Linked DNA regions of Homo sapiens: region 1 is linked to region 2. Evidence: read pairs that join two places in POLR2A ChIA-PET (ENCODE). Cell type or tissue: PC-9. All regions are shown on one strand. Links, peaks and the distances in the headings refer to the core of each region. The heading gives the core; the rest is flanking DNA. Region 1 overlaps THOC2 (THO complex subunit 2). Region 2 has its middle 180 kb from the start of THOC2.

Evidence for each region. ChIA-PET counts read pairs that join two places held together with the same protein. Peaks named below come from ENCODE experiments on the same cell type or tissue, not always from the same donor. Only the 100,000 strongest peaks of a DNase experiment are listed, where the experiment ranks them.
Region 1: POLR2A ChIA-PET joins it to region 2 with 10 read pairs; 2 of 35 experiments call an interaction of 5 or more read pairs at or near these places.

Annotation. Positions count from the first base shown.
Region 1 is chrX:123,625,909-123,632,460 of GRCh38, reverse strand. THOC2 (THO complex subunit 2) reads left to right here. Exons shown (of 39, transcript NM_001081550.2): 22 at 609-773; 23 at 4,493-4,768; 24 at 5,799-5,940; 25 at 6,392-6,549. Among named protein-coding and RNA genes, the nearest start is that of THOC2, 100 kb to the left of the region's middle. In PC-9, for the core only: no CTCF peak of the experiment used is centred there; no DNase peak of the experiment used is centred there; H3K27ac peaks cover 683 bases.
Region 2 is chrX:123,549,494-123,556,045 of GRCh38, reverse strand. No RefSeq gene overlaps it. Among named protein-coding and RNA genes, the nearest start is that of THOC2, 180 kb to the left of the region's middle. In PC-9, for the core only: no CTCF peak of the experiment used is centred there; no DNase peak of the experiment used is centred there.

The DNA of each region.
Region 1 (6,552 bases), core at 1,005-6,004, 76 kb before region 2:
TAGAGTGCAGTGCATGATCTCAGCTCACTGTAGCCTTGACCTCCCTGGCTCAAGTGATCAGTCTACCTCAGCCTCCCGAGTAGCTGGGGATTATAGGCATGCACCACCACACCTGGCTAATTTTTAGATTTTTTTTGTAGAGTCGGGCCTCTGCCGTGTTGCCCAGGCTGGGTTGCTGTCTCTCTTTTTCTTTGTGTTATAGTTGATGATAGTTAAACACATTTTGTGGGCTAATCTTAGGTTTTGGTACTTAATATTTATAAATATATTCTGTAAATAAAGTTTTCTTCTTTTAAGGGCAAAGGAATTGACTTCTGTTTGCCTATGGTTATTATTTTATTTGATTTAGGTAAATATATTCTACTAAAAGTGATGAACAACAGCTTGACATTTAAGAGACCTAGTTGGCTAGTAAAACCTTGGATTAGTCAACCTGTCAGGGCCTTGGCATCTTTTTTTGTAATATGGTCATGTGGTTATACTTGTAGATAGTCTCTAAAGTCCTTTTAAGTTATAAAATTTGGATTCTTAATTGTTAAAATATTCCTAAAATGACTTCTTAATCACTTTGGAAAATATGTTGATTTTGTCTTATTTTTTAAATTTAGTGTCATGATACCCTGGTGCAGTTTGGTGGGTTTTTAGCATCTAATCTGAGCACAGAAGATTATATAAAGCGAGTGCCTTCAATTGATGTACTCTGTAATGAATTTCATACACCCCATGATGCAGCATTTTTCCTGTCTAGGCCAATGTATGCCCATCATATTTCGGTAAGTACAAGTGTCTTTGCTGCCGCTCAAGAACGATCCAAATTATTTCTTAACGGTTTTATCTGTAAGTACATATCACTACAGATTTTGGGGGAAGGTCTTGGCCCTAAACTAGGATCCCTTCTTTGTTTCCAATAGGGGTACGAAGCTGTGTGGTAGAGGTATACAAAAAAGGTGATGAGAAATTTGGAGTCTAATTGATCATTTAATCAAACATCTGCTGTTAGTGTTTACATATCAACTGCTACAGTCTCCCACTTCTTTCCTAACTAACTGCTACTTGATTTAATTATCACTTTGTTAGCACTATGCAGAAATTCCTGTGTTATGTATACACTCTGAAGGGAAAAAGACAATAAGGGAGTGGTGTTAGGCTGCTTCTTCCCCTTTAGATCCTCTCAATCCAGAGAATTGTTTGCCGTCTTTGTGTAACGTCTTACTGTTGTCACACCCCATGGTAGATCAGTCTCAGCTGTGCAAGAGGGTACCTGATTTCTTGACAGACAGAGGTGGGAGAATTTCTTCATCTTAGGAATTCTGACCTGCCCTGTGCTAAGTGAACACACTAATCAGCAATATGGAATCCTAGCAAACAGGAACACCTGGTTGTCTGTGGTTGGCTGAACTTTTCCAGCTCAGAAAATGGAGCAGGTCATTCAAGCTACTTTTTCTCTCTTACTTGTGTAAAATATTACCTTTGTCTTTTAAGAGATACAAAAACCTAAACAAAGAAATGGCATTTCCCTCTCAGGCTTGGAAGAAAACAGAAAACTAAATGAAAGTGGCTGTATAGCCAAGTCAGATATAAGTCTTTTATCTGTAGGCAGCATGCCACTCTCTGGAAAAGGTGTTTCCCAGCAATCTTGTGGTTGTGCTGGATGGGCATCCAAGCTGTCCTGGGGATCCTTGCTTTTGCTTCTTGAGTGAAAGCCTCTGTTGAAGAGCCTTCGTTGAGAGAGTGAAAATGTATATTAGGTGATTGCTATGTCCCCTCTATAAACTATCAGCAGGCTCTCTTGAGGATAATTCAGCCAAACGCTGCCCAGATTTTTTTTTTTTTTTTTTTTTTTTTTTTGAGATGGAGTCTCGCTCTGTCTTCCAGGCTGGAGTGCAGTGGCGCAATCTCAGCTCACTGCAACTTCCACCTCCCGGGTTCAAGCGATACTCCTATCCCAGGCTCCCAAGTAGCTGGGATTACAGGTGCCCGCCACCACACCCAGCTAATTTTTGTATTTTTAGAAGAGATGAGATTTCACCATGTTGGCCAGGCTGGTCTCAAACTCCTGACCTCAGGTGATCCGCCTGCCTTGGCCTCCCAAAGTGCTGGCATTATAGGCATGAGCCACTGTGCCTGGCCTGCTCAGATTCTTGAGACGAGATTTTTGAACAATAGTGAGAAGTACAGCAATAATTGTGGATATCAGTTCTATTCCATAAGTCTAGTTCCCCAGGCAATTTGAAATGTAGAACTGTTATGTCTCTTCATTTGACTGAAGGTGTGAACTTGAAGTGGGAGTTAAACTGACTTTAGACAAGGACATATTCATCTTGGGTAAATACGAAGTATAGCCTTCTTTTCTGACCAAGCCTATTTTTCTAACTAGATAGTGACTATGGGGTTCCTAGCAATAGAAATCACAGATTCAGACCCAGAGGACTGGGGAGATTGGAGCTATCATGTAACCCTCTCATACCTATAAACTAATTTTTAGTTTTAATTGTTGAGGTTGTGGTCCACCTTGAGACACAGGTCTGAAAGATAGGCTTTTAACCTAGTTCATATTCTAGATCTTGCCCAGAACAGGTAATTAGGCTGTCTTTTATGCAGATAATGTCAGCCCTATTTTATCCCGTTTTGTTAGAACCTTAGCAGAAGTCATTCTGCTCATCTAGATTCATATTAGTTACCTTCAATAAGACCTGTCCTCTAAATTAAAAAACACTCTCTGTTTTCCCAACTGCTATTCCCTCAGGTTTCTGATGCAATTGGGACTCCTTTTTCGTAACTAATGTTCTTTGTAGCTTTGTCACTTACGTGGTCTCAGTGGTTGTCAGCATGCTCTCTAAAATGGGGATAACAGAGCATAAATCTTCCCACTTCTAGAACAATTGTAAAATTCTAGAACAATTGTAAAATTGAGCACTCAGGAAGGAAGGCAGGTAACTGAGCTGTAAGGAGCTGAGACTCTTTTGCCTATCACAGTGTAGAACTGGAAGCAGAACCTTTGATCATCTCGTTTTGGGTTACGTGTTTAGCACAAATAGAATGATTTAAGTGATTTTCTAACGTAAGGAAGTAACTAGTTTTAGGACTTCCTTTAGGTTCGTATGAAGGGTGATACCTAACTTAAACAAAATTTTCTGGATGAGAGCTCTTTCATCCTAAAGAGACTGAAGGATGTGAAACAATAGCAGCAACTCTGTGTTATCTTCATATATATGTGTGTGTGTGTGTGTGTGTGTGTGTGTGTGTGTGTGTGTTCATGTATAATATATATGTTCATATATATGTTATCTTCATATATATAGAATATATAGAAAAAATATATATATTTTTGTGTGTGTATATATATGTATAATATATTTGGCATACACATCTCTGCAGCCCCTCCCATTGTACTAACAATTTTTTTTCCTCATACAATTAAGAATATGGCATTCCTCTGTTTTTTCCCCCAAATTAGGATAAACCAGTCAAACGAAAGAAGCTGCAGCATCAGTTCTCACATGCTTTAAACTTCAATATACCACAGCTTTTCACAGAAAAATTTATTTGGCTTAGCAGTAGAGTAACCAGTTGGTCCTGGTTTGCCTGGGATGTTCCCAGTTTTAGCACTGAAGTCTTAAATCCTCAGAAATCCCTGAATCCCCAGCAAACCCTGACAATTGGTCACCCTACTTAGCAGTCTTAAAACAAATTTCTCATAACTTTTCTTAGTGTTGATCCAGCTTTTTTTTTTTTTTTAATTTTTATTTTTTGAGACAGTCTCCTTCTGTCATCCAGTCTGGAGTGAAGGGGCATGATCTCAGCTCACTGCAACTTCTGCCTCTGGGGTTCAAGTGATCCTCTCACCTCAGCCTCCCAAGTAGCTGGGATTACAGGCCTGCGCCACCACGCCTGGCTAATTTTTTGTAGAGATGGGGTTTTGACATGCTGGCCAGGCTGGTCTCAAACTCCTGATCTCAAGTGATCTGCCCGCCTTGGTCTCTTGATCCAGCTTTTTAATTGACAAATTTTAACAGTTGGTAGGGTCTGCATGTAGTGATACTACATTCTGTCCTAGTTGGCTATTACTAGTTCCATTCTTCCTCTTTTCTCATGTTAAGACCTTCTATTTGTTCCCTTGAATATCTCAAAAGCAGGACTGGAAACCCTACATGTTCAATCCCTGATACAGCAGCAAGAGGGAGTAGGGTGGGGGAATGAAAGAGGAGAACATGCATATACCCTGTTCACTTTACTCAACAGGTCAGATTAGATAAGAACCCTCTGAGAATCTCCTAGTTGGCACACAGTACTAAAGACTGGAATAGCTTCCAGAGATGATTTATCTTAAAATAAACGTTGTTCATAAGAAACTAGAATTTCTACAACAGTTTTGAGATTGGTCATCTTTTGATTCTTTAGAAGGGAATATAGATTTTTATGCCATGAAAGTCAAAGCTATAAATTATGTTGTGTGTGTATGTATGTATGTATTTTTACTTTTTATCTACAGTCAAAGTATGATGAACTTAAAAAATCAGAAAAGGGAAGTAAACAGCAACATAAAGTTCATAAGTACATTACATCATGTGAGATGGTGATGGCGCCTGTCCATGAAGCAGTGGTCTCCTTACATGTTTCCAAAGTCTGGGATGACATCAGCCCTCAATTCTATGCTACATTCTGGTCATTGACAATGTATGACCTTGCAGTTCCACACACCAGCTATGAACGAGAAGTCAATAAACTTAAAGTCCAGATGAAAGCAATTGATGACAATCAGGAAATGGTAGGTTTTTGTTCTAGTAGTTCAAGTGCAATAACTTTATGGTATTCAATGTTACCTATATTTTGAAATTGTTTTAGCTCTGGTTCCTTAAAACAGTGATCTTGTTGCTATATAATATTTTCTTAAATGGGGTTTAATAGTTACTTCTGAGTGGGGGGCCAGGAGTTTGGTGACTAGGTGGAGGTTATGATTAATCAAAAATTATTTGAGTGTCCTTTTCTACTGACGACTATGCTAGTAACTTAAAGTGATTCATGTGACTCTAATAGCAAGAGCAGTAGTTCTCAAGAGGAGAGTTCTTTAGGAGAAGACTATTGAGAAGCCGAGTCTTGAAATGGACAGGCCTTGAAGGTAGATTAGGTTTGGAAATATGGAAGCAGATAGGGAGGTCACCATAGGGTTCCAGCAAAGACAGGAAGTAGATTGAGGTTTAGGGAGACCACTTTTACTGATTCACTTTCATGTAGTGAATGTACTTAGTGATTCATATGAATAGTTATGATGGGGCCAGATTATGTAGGCATTGGAAGTCAGGGAGAAAAGTAGACTTGGTAAAATTGAGAGCTATTTTAGATTCCTGAGCAGGATAGTAATGTAAAAAATGGTACTTAAAAAAGATTACTCATGACAGCAGTATGAAAGATGCTTTTTGACTAGCATTAGGCTAAAGACCAGCTAGGTGGCTTTTTGGGCAGTCTATTGTGAGAGCATAGACTGATGGAGGTAGTGGCAGTGTACAAGGCTTGTAAACCAGTCTTGATATAAAGGAGAGGGAAGAGTCAAAGATGACACCATGCCTGAGACTAATAGTGTCAGTGTTGCAAATGTAGCCTGTTCTGATGGTGTATGAAGATGCCATGACAGTGTTATGAGTGTGTTGAATGGAGATAAAAGTAGCACGTTCAAGTGGACCTATATTCATGTTAAAGTAGTTATAAACTATCAGCCTTTATCTCTTTAAACTTTTCAATTAAAAGAAGAAAGGTAATGTGCATATAGTTAGAAAAGTGTCTAATTGAATTCTTTGTAGCCCCCAAATAAAAAGAAAAAAGAGAAGGAGCGCTGTACTGCCCTTCAGGACAAGCTTCTTGAAGAAGAAAAGAAACAGATGGAACATGTACAGAGAGTTCTACAGAGATTGAAACTGGAAAAGGACAACTGGCTTTTAGCAAGTAAGTTGTTGGAATTGTTAGGTTCCTGATGCTGGTAAATTACAGAAAACAAAACATTATAACTTTAGAGGTGTTAAAGTGTATTATGTTTGTATTTCAACTCAGTGTTCCCTATCCCATTCTTTGGTTATTTGTTAATGCAGAATCAACTTCATGTTCACTGGAGGAACTGATATAGTTTGCTGGTGAAGTTAATTAACTTTTAACTACATATTGGCAGCTTGTCATTCAGCTTTTCTGTATAAAACATATTTCTGGAGAAATCATAGAAAAAAAGGTCCACATAGTAAAAATGATAATCATGACCAGGCATGACATTTGGTTACAAACTATAAATAGTTTGTGGTTTATAGTATTCTCTTCACTAAAGGTAATATGTTGTCATGTTTAGTGGCTTTGAGGCACTTGGGGAAGAAGTTTACCACTTAATATATTCTTCCTTTATTTTTAGAATCTACCAAAAATGAGACCATCACAAAATTTCTACAGCTGTGTATATTTCCTCGATGTATTTTTTCAGCAATTGATGCTGTTTACTGTGCTCGTTTTGTTGAATTGGTACATCAACAGAAAACTCCAAATTTTTCCACACTTCTTTGCTATGATCGAGTA
Region 2 (6,552 bases), core at 664-5,663:
GGCTTAGGAAGACTGGAAGCTTTCCAGAAGGATACGGCTAATTGTTGCTTTCAAAGGAGATGCACATGTGTGAAGGCCTGAAAGGTATGAATATGGGGAAAGAAAATGTAGAAATTCTAACTTCTTCCAGTTCAGGCTAATGAGATGTGGTGAGACCCAGGGAATTAGTGGAGGTCATTAGGGTGTGCAAAAAGCAATCAAAAGAGATACTGGAAAGATTTATAATGCGATGATTCAAAACAACATAATGCAAAGGGAGAAAGAAAATACTGTGTAGGTCAATGTTTCTCAAGGTATAGTCCTTGAATCAGCTACAGCAGAACTACGTAGGATACTTGTGAAAAATGCAGATTTTTCAGACCTTGCTGAGACCTTTTGAATCAAGATCAGGGTGAAGCCCCAGAATCTGCATGTCTAACGGGCTCTCCAAATGTTTCTGATGTACACTATAGTTTGAGAAGCACTTTTATAGGCAGAACTCTTGCTCTAACTGGAGGATGATCAAGATGACCGCGTAATCTGAAATAAAGGCGTCCCTTGTCTTAGAAAAGCATGTTTTCCTGAGAAGTAGTGTGTTAATGGAAGTTTCACAAGTTGACTTTTATTGTAATTGCACTAGGGGGGCTCATTATTACTTAAAAGAAGCCAAAGGTTAAGATGTTCACAGAGTGAATGTTCGTATTCAATTGATCGTTTAAAATGTAGGGGATCTAACCTGTCATAATCAATATTAGTTAGCTCTCTAACCTAAACAAGATGTAGGCATTTAAAAAGATTCACTTTTATACTTATTTCTGTGATTCTTTAGCATTTTTGCCTTTCACAAAAATGTTTTGTGTCAATTTTAAGTTTAGAAAATATAGCGAATTAGGTTTCATTAATTTTGACAACCATGATAACGTGCTTGTTATGATTATATAAATGAAATTTTTGTGGTTTCCATATCTGTTGCATATCATGTTCAAACAAAGATCTCACATTGGAGCAGAAATATGCTGATTAGATGAATGGCATTAAGTACAAAATTGTATTGTGCTGGGTGCATTTGAATTTTACACAAAGAACAGACTTGGAGTCTGATTATCCCAGTCTCTGATTGCTTTGTCATTCACAGTTTTGATAAATTGCTTAATCATTTAATGAATTAATAATTTGCTATTGAGTCAACAAAATATCTAATCGCAAACCTTCTAAAAATCTGAGACTAGTTGAATCCTCATCCTTTGCATTATTTAATAGTGTATATATAATTGTTATATTTTTTTCTACTGTCCTTAATCACTTCCACTTGATTTGATAAGACCTTCACAGGCTCTCTGTGAGATTTTCATTTTGACAGGATGATGATAATACATGGCATATTGAGAATTATAGCAATTCTAGTAGAGGAGAATAAATGGCTTTATAGTATGGAAATGTAGAGTTCCTATTTATAAAATCAAATTGGTGGATAAATAAAATGCACTTCTGGCTCATTTCCAAATTATTTGTTCAATGAGGCCCACGTCAATCTGCAATGCTTTCAGTGTAAAGGAATCCAGAAGAATACAGAATCTTGAAGATTAAAGCTGGAAGGAATTTAGGAGTTCTCAAACTCAAATCTCTAAAAAAGCCAGGTAATTAACATAAATAAGTGATAAGCTTCACATTACAATATTAAGGGAGTTCCTTCCCCCTGTTGCCTGTGGAAATATAGGGTCATTGTTTCCAAATAGTCTGATTTTTCAAGAGATGCCAAAATCTAGTCTTCCCTATCCATCCTTTTGCTGAGTAGTCACCAGGATGTGGAACTTCTCCTCTCAGTCACAGCTAATTGCACGAGGGATAGGTGCCTGTCTTTGAGGGATGTTGCCCATGCAAATGCTGGCAGCTGACTCCTGTGACCCAGCCTTAAGATGAACAAGTACAGTTTATTTCCCCAGGACATTTGACTCATGACACAAAGGAAATTTATAAGTTGGTAGCAAGGCAGAAATAAGTAGACACAAAGACTGAAACCAAGTTATGTTACCTGCAGAGCACCTGATAGAAAGTTGCAAACTTCTACAACTGAGGTCCTCACAGAGTGGCTTAGAATCTAGACCTACCCACCATCTGAATCCCCATGCTAGATAAGGTATTTTTTTAAAAATTATTTTTATTTTATTTTATTTTATTTTATTTTATTTATTTATGAGAAGGAGTCTTACTCTGTCACCCAGATTGGAGTGCAGTGGCACAATCTGGGCTCACTGCAACCTCTACCTCCTGGGTTCAAGCGATTCTCCCGTCTCAGCCTTCTGAGTAGCTGGAATTACAGGTGGGCGCCACCACATCAGGCTAATTTTTTTAAATTTTTAGTACAGATGGAGTCTCACCATGTTGATTGGCCAGGCTGGTCTCGAACTCCTGACCTCAGGTGATCCACCCACCTCGGCCTCCCAAAGTGCTGGAATTACAGGTGTGAGCCACTGTGCCCAGCTAGGTGTTTTATTTTAACAGCGAAATAAACCCAAGGGTAATGAACACACTAAACCCAGAAATGTGTATGTGAAGGGTTGGATTAATTGGGGATAACTGTATTTAACTTCCAGAACTGTTAAGAATTAAATGAGTATGTGTGAAAATGTCTAGGTCAGTATCTAACACATAGTAGGCACTTAGTGCTACCTTCACAGCTCTCTTCGTCTCTGCTCCTTCCACTACCCATGTATTTACATTTAGTATTGGCATCAACCAAGGGAAGGATGCCGGTATCTGTGACTCAGTCTGATGATGGATAAAAAATTTTTCCTGTCTGTTAACCAGCTGTTATCTAAAAGGCCCCTGTCTATAAGCCATATTTTTCCAGACTCAGATCTTGAGGGGAATTGGTAAAAAATTGTAGACCCTGAATTTGGCTGCCTATACCTGTCAGGATTCAGTGTAAGAAACAGAGATCACTTTAAGTACTTTAAGTAAAAAGGAATTTAATAAGGAAATTAGATAGTTTAAAAAATCTTTGGAAGGATTGGAAGAGTAGGCTCTAGGCTGGGCCTGAAGAAATGGCTCCTAGAATCTTATAGAACTGATCCACCAATTGGCTACTACTTCTGAGACCACCACTGGAATGCTTGAATTCAAGAGCATAGCACCACAGCTGACACCCAGGAAGCTGGAGACTAGTTGCTGGCACACAGCTGCAGAACATTCCCATGTCTACATGACCTCAATTGCCAGGGTAAGAGAGTCTAAAAGGGGAGAGAAAGTGGCCTTGGCATGATTTCTGCTTTCCAAGTCTCACAAAAATGTACCTAATTAATACAAGCCATTTTACATTGAGCATTTTAGCTGTAAAAGAGTCCGTGAAATGCAATTTTCAGTTTTCTAGTCTTTGCAGCACAGAAGGTGCACTAGAAGGAAATGGGAATGAAGGTTGAGTGAACCAGTCCACAGTATCCATAACACTGTCTGCAATGGACTGAATGTTTGTCCCCTCAAACTCATCTGTTGAAAATCTAATCCCAATGTGATAGTATTTGGAGGTGGAACCTTTGGGAGGTGATTAGGTCATGAGGGTGGAGCCCTCATGAATGAGATTTGTGCCCTTTTAAGAAGAGTCGTTTAAGAAGAGGTAGCTAACTCTCTTTTCACTATGTGAGGATATAATGAAAAGACAGCCATCTGCAAAGCAGGAAGTAGGCCTTTACCAGACACTGGATCTGCCAGTGCCTTGATCTTGGACCCCCCCAGCTTCCAGAGTATGAAAAATAAATGTTTGTTGTTTGAGCCACTCAGTCTATGGTATTTTGTTATCACATCCTCTCTTAGTCTGTTTAGTGTAGCTCTATCGGAATACCACAAGCTGGGTAATTTATAAATAAAAAAAATATTTCTCACAGTTCTAAAGGCTGGGAAGTCCAAGCTTAAGGGTCTGCATCTGGTGAGGGCCTTCATGCTACATCATCCCATGGTGGAAGTCAGAAGGGCAAGAGAGTAAGAGGGGGCTGAACTTGCTTTTATAATAAGCCCACTCTTGCAATAACTAACCCATTCCTGTGATATTGACATTCATGAGGGCTCTGCCCACTTATTAGGCCCCATCTCCCAACACTGTTGTATTGGGGATTAAGTTTCTAACACATGAACTTTAGGGGACACATTCAAACCAAAGTCCAGCCCAAACCAAGACATTGCCCTACCATATTTGTCAGTGAAGGTTCTCAAGATCCCCCTTGTACTGGACCTGCCACCTGGTATCATCTGAATTTGAAAGTACGGTAAAACCTCATGATGATGCTAATTCTGAAAAAATACATTTTTCATTTTGTGTCTGTTCTTTATCCATCTGCAGTTCTAAAATAGGAGCAGGCTAAGGTCTTTTATTTTCTGCAGTAGTAGAATGGGTAGGGGAGAAATAGGGTTAGGAATGACTATGTTGTGATCATCTGTGACTTTCTCAGTTAGGTGTAAGATCTCCTGGGTACAGCAAGTGAACAGATCTTTACCCTTGTGCTTTTTGAGATAGTAGGGATTAACTAAAAAATATTGCTTTTTGTTAACTCTGCAATACTGTGTATTTTTTCTGATGAAAAATTTTTGGACCCTGCTTAAAACTTTTTGAAAACTCTTTCATACTTGCTTCTTGATTTTGTTTTTATTTTTAGTTTCTTTTTTAGAAGACTTTGGTATACTTTGGGGTTTGAGATAACACTGTTAGTGCATTTAAGGGAGAGAGGGGGAAGACATTGTTGTACCTGGGTTTAGAATCATTATCTCTAGCAGGGCCACAGTGCAAGCCCGAATCTTTAAAGATATAATGTCCATCTAAATGTGTATGTATCAGTAAAGATTCCAGCTAGAAATAGTTGGCACAATCTGAGTAGGTTGAGAAGAGTTTAATAAAGGTATGGGAATGTTTAGAGGAATCAGCAAAGGATAGTACAAGGACTTTAGGGCTAGCAGCAGTGGAGAAGTTGTTGCATCTACTTGTCCAAATGGGCAAGTAGAGGAAGCTACTTTTGTCATTAGAAGCCATTACTTTTAATGACAAAAACCGCAATTACTTTTGCACCAACCTAATATGAGTGGTTACCAGAATATGAGGAGCACAGCTATCTGGAAAATGCCTCTTGATAGGAGCTGTGGACTTCATTAGTGTGTTAGTCAGGGTTCTCTTAGAGGGACAGAGCTAATGGAATATATATATATATTTATATATATATTTATATATTTATATATATAAACTCATATTTATATATAAACTCATATTTATATATATTTATATATATAAACTCATATTTATATATATTTATATATATAAACTCATATTTATATATATTTATATATAAACTCATATTTATATATATTTATATATATTTATATATATAAACTCATATTTATATATATTTATATATATTTATATATATAAACTCATATTTATATATATTTATATATATAAACTCATATTTATATATATTTATATATATAAACTCATATTTATATATATTTATATATATAAACTCATATTTATATATATTTATATATATAAACTCATATTTATATGTATATATATATATATATGAGTTTATTAAGTATTAACTCACACGATCACAAGGTCCCACAATAGGCCATCTTCAGGCTGAGGAGCAAGGAGAGCCAGTCCAAGTTCCAAAACCGAAGAACTTGGAGTCTGATGTTCGAGGGCAAGAAGCATCCAGCATGGGAGAAAGATGTAGGCTGGGAGGCTAGGCCAGTCTCTCTTTTCACATTTTTCTGCCTGCTTATATTCTGGCTGTGCTGGCAGCTGATTAGATTGTGCCCACCCAGATTAAGGGTGGGTCTGCCTTTCCCAGCCCACTGGCTCAAATATTAATCTTCTTTGGCAACACCCTCACAGATGCACCCAGGATCAATACTTTGTATCCTTCAGTCCAATCAAGTTGACACTCAGTATTAACCACCCCTTGTCAACTTGAACCCATATACATCTCCTGAGATCATACCTAATTTTCAAATAAAGACAATAATAAGGTCATAATTATGCCTAACATAATACAACTATCCTTCATACAACCAGAAATGCACCAATCCCCAACCCAAATACTATTACATAAAGTTAACAATACTTAAATGCTGATGTGAAGTTGATAAATCTTATGTCACATGATAAAGGAGAAAGGAAATAAAATGAAGGTATTTTCTTAGTACAAGTGTATACATGCACAAACATGTTTTTAACAAAAGAAGGAAGAAATACAATTATAGTCCTCATTTCTGCAGCTGGTCACGTAGTCGTTGCTGGTATTGATGATTACCTTCTTCTACTACTCATTCTGTATTTCCCTTGCCTTCAGCAAGCACCTCAGCAGGTCGTGGATTTTTTTTTCCTGGTGGAGTGACTCAAACCTTCATTCCTGAAGGGTCTGGGTCATTTGCAGTCTTGCCTGGATTGGGCTGTTGAAGTTTCCCATTGACCTTAATCACATGGCATGGAAATACTAAGAGACGCCCTAATGGATCTCCTGTATTCCATGCATACTCTTCCTTACCTCCTATATGGAGTAGTAGGCTGATTTCATCTTGATAGTCCGG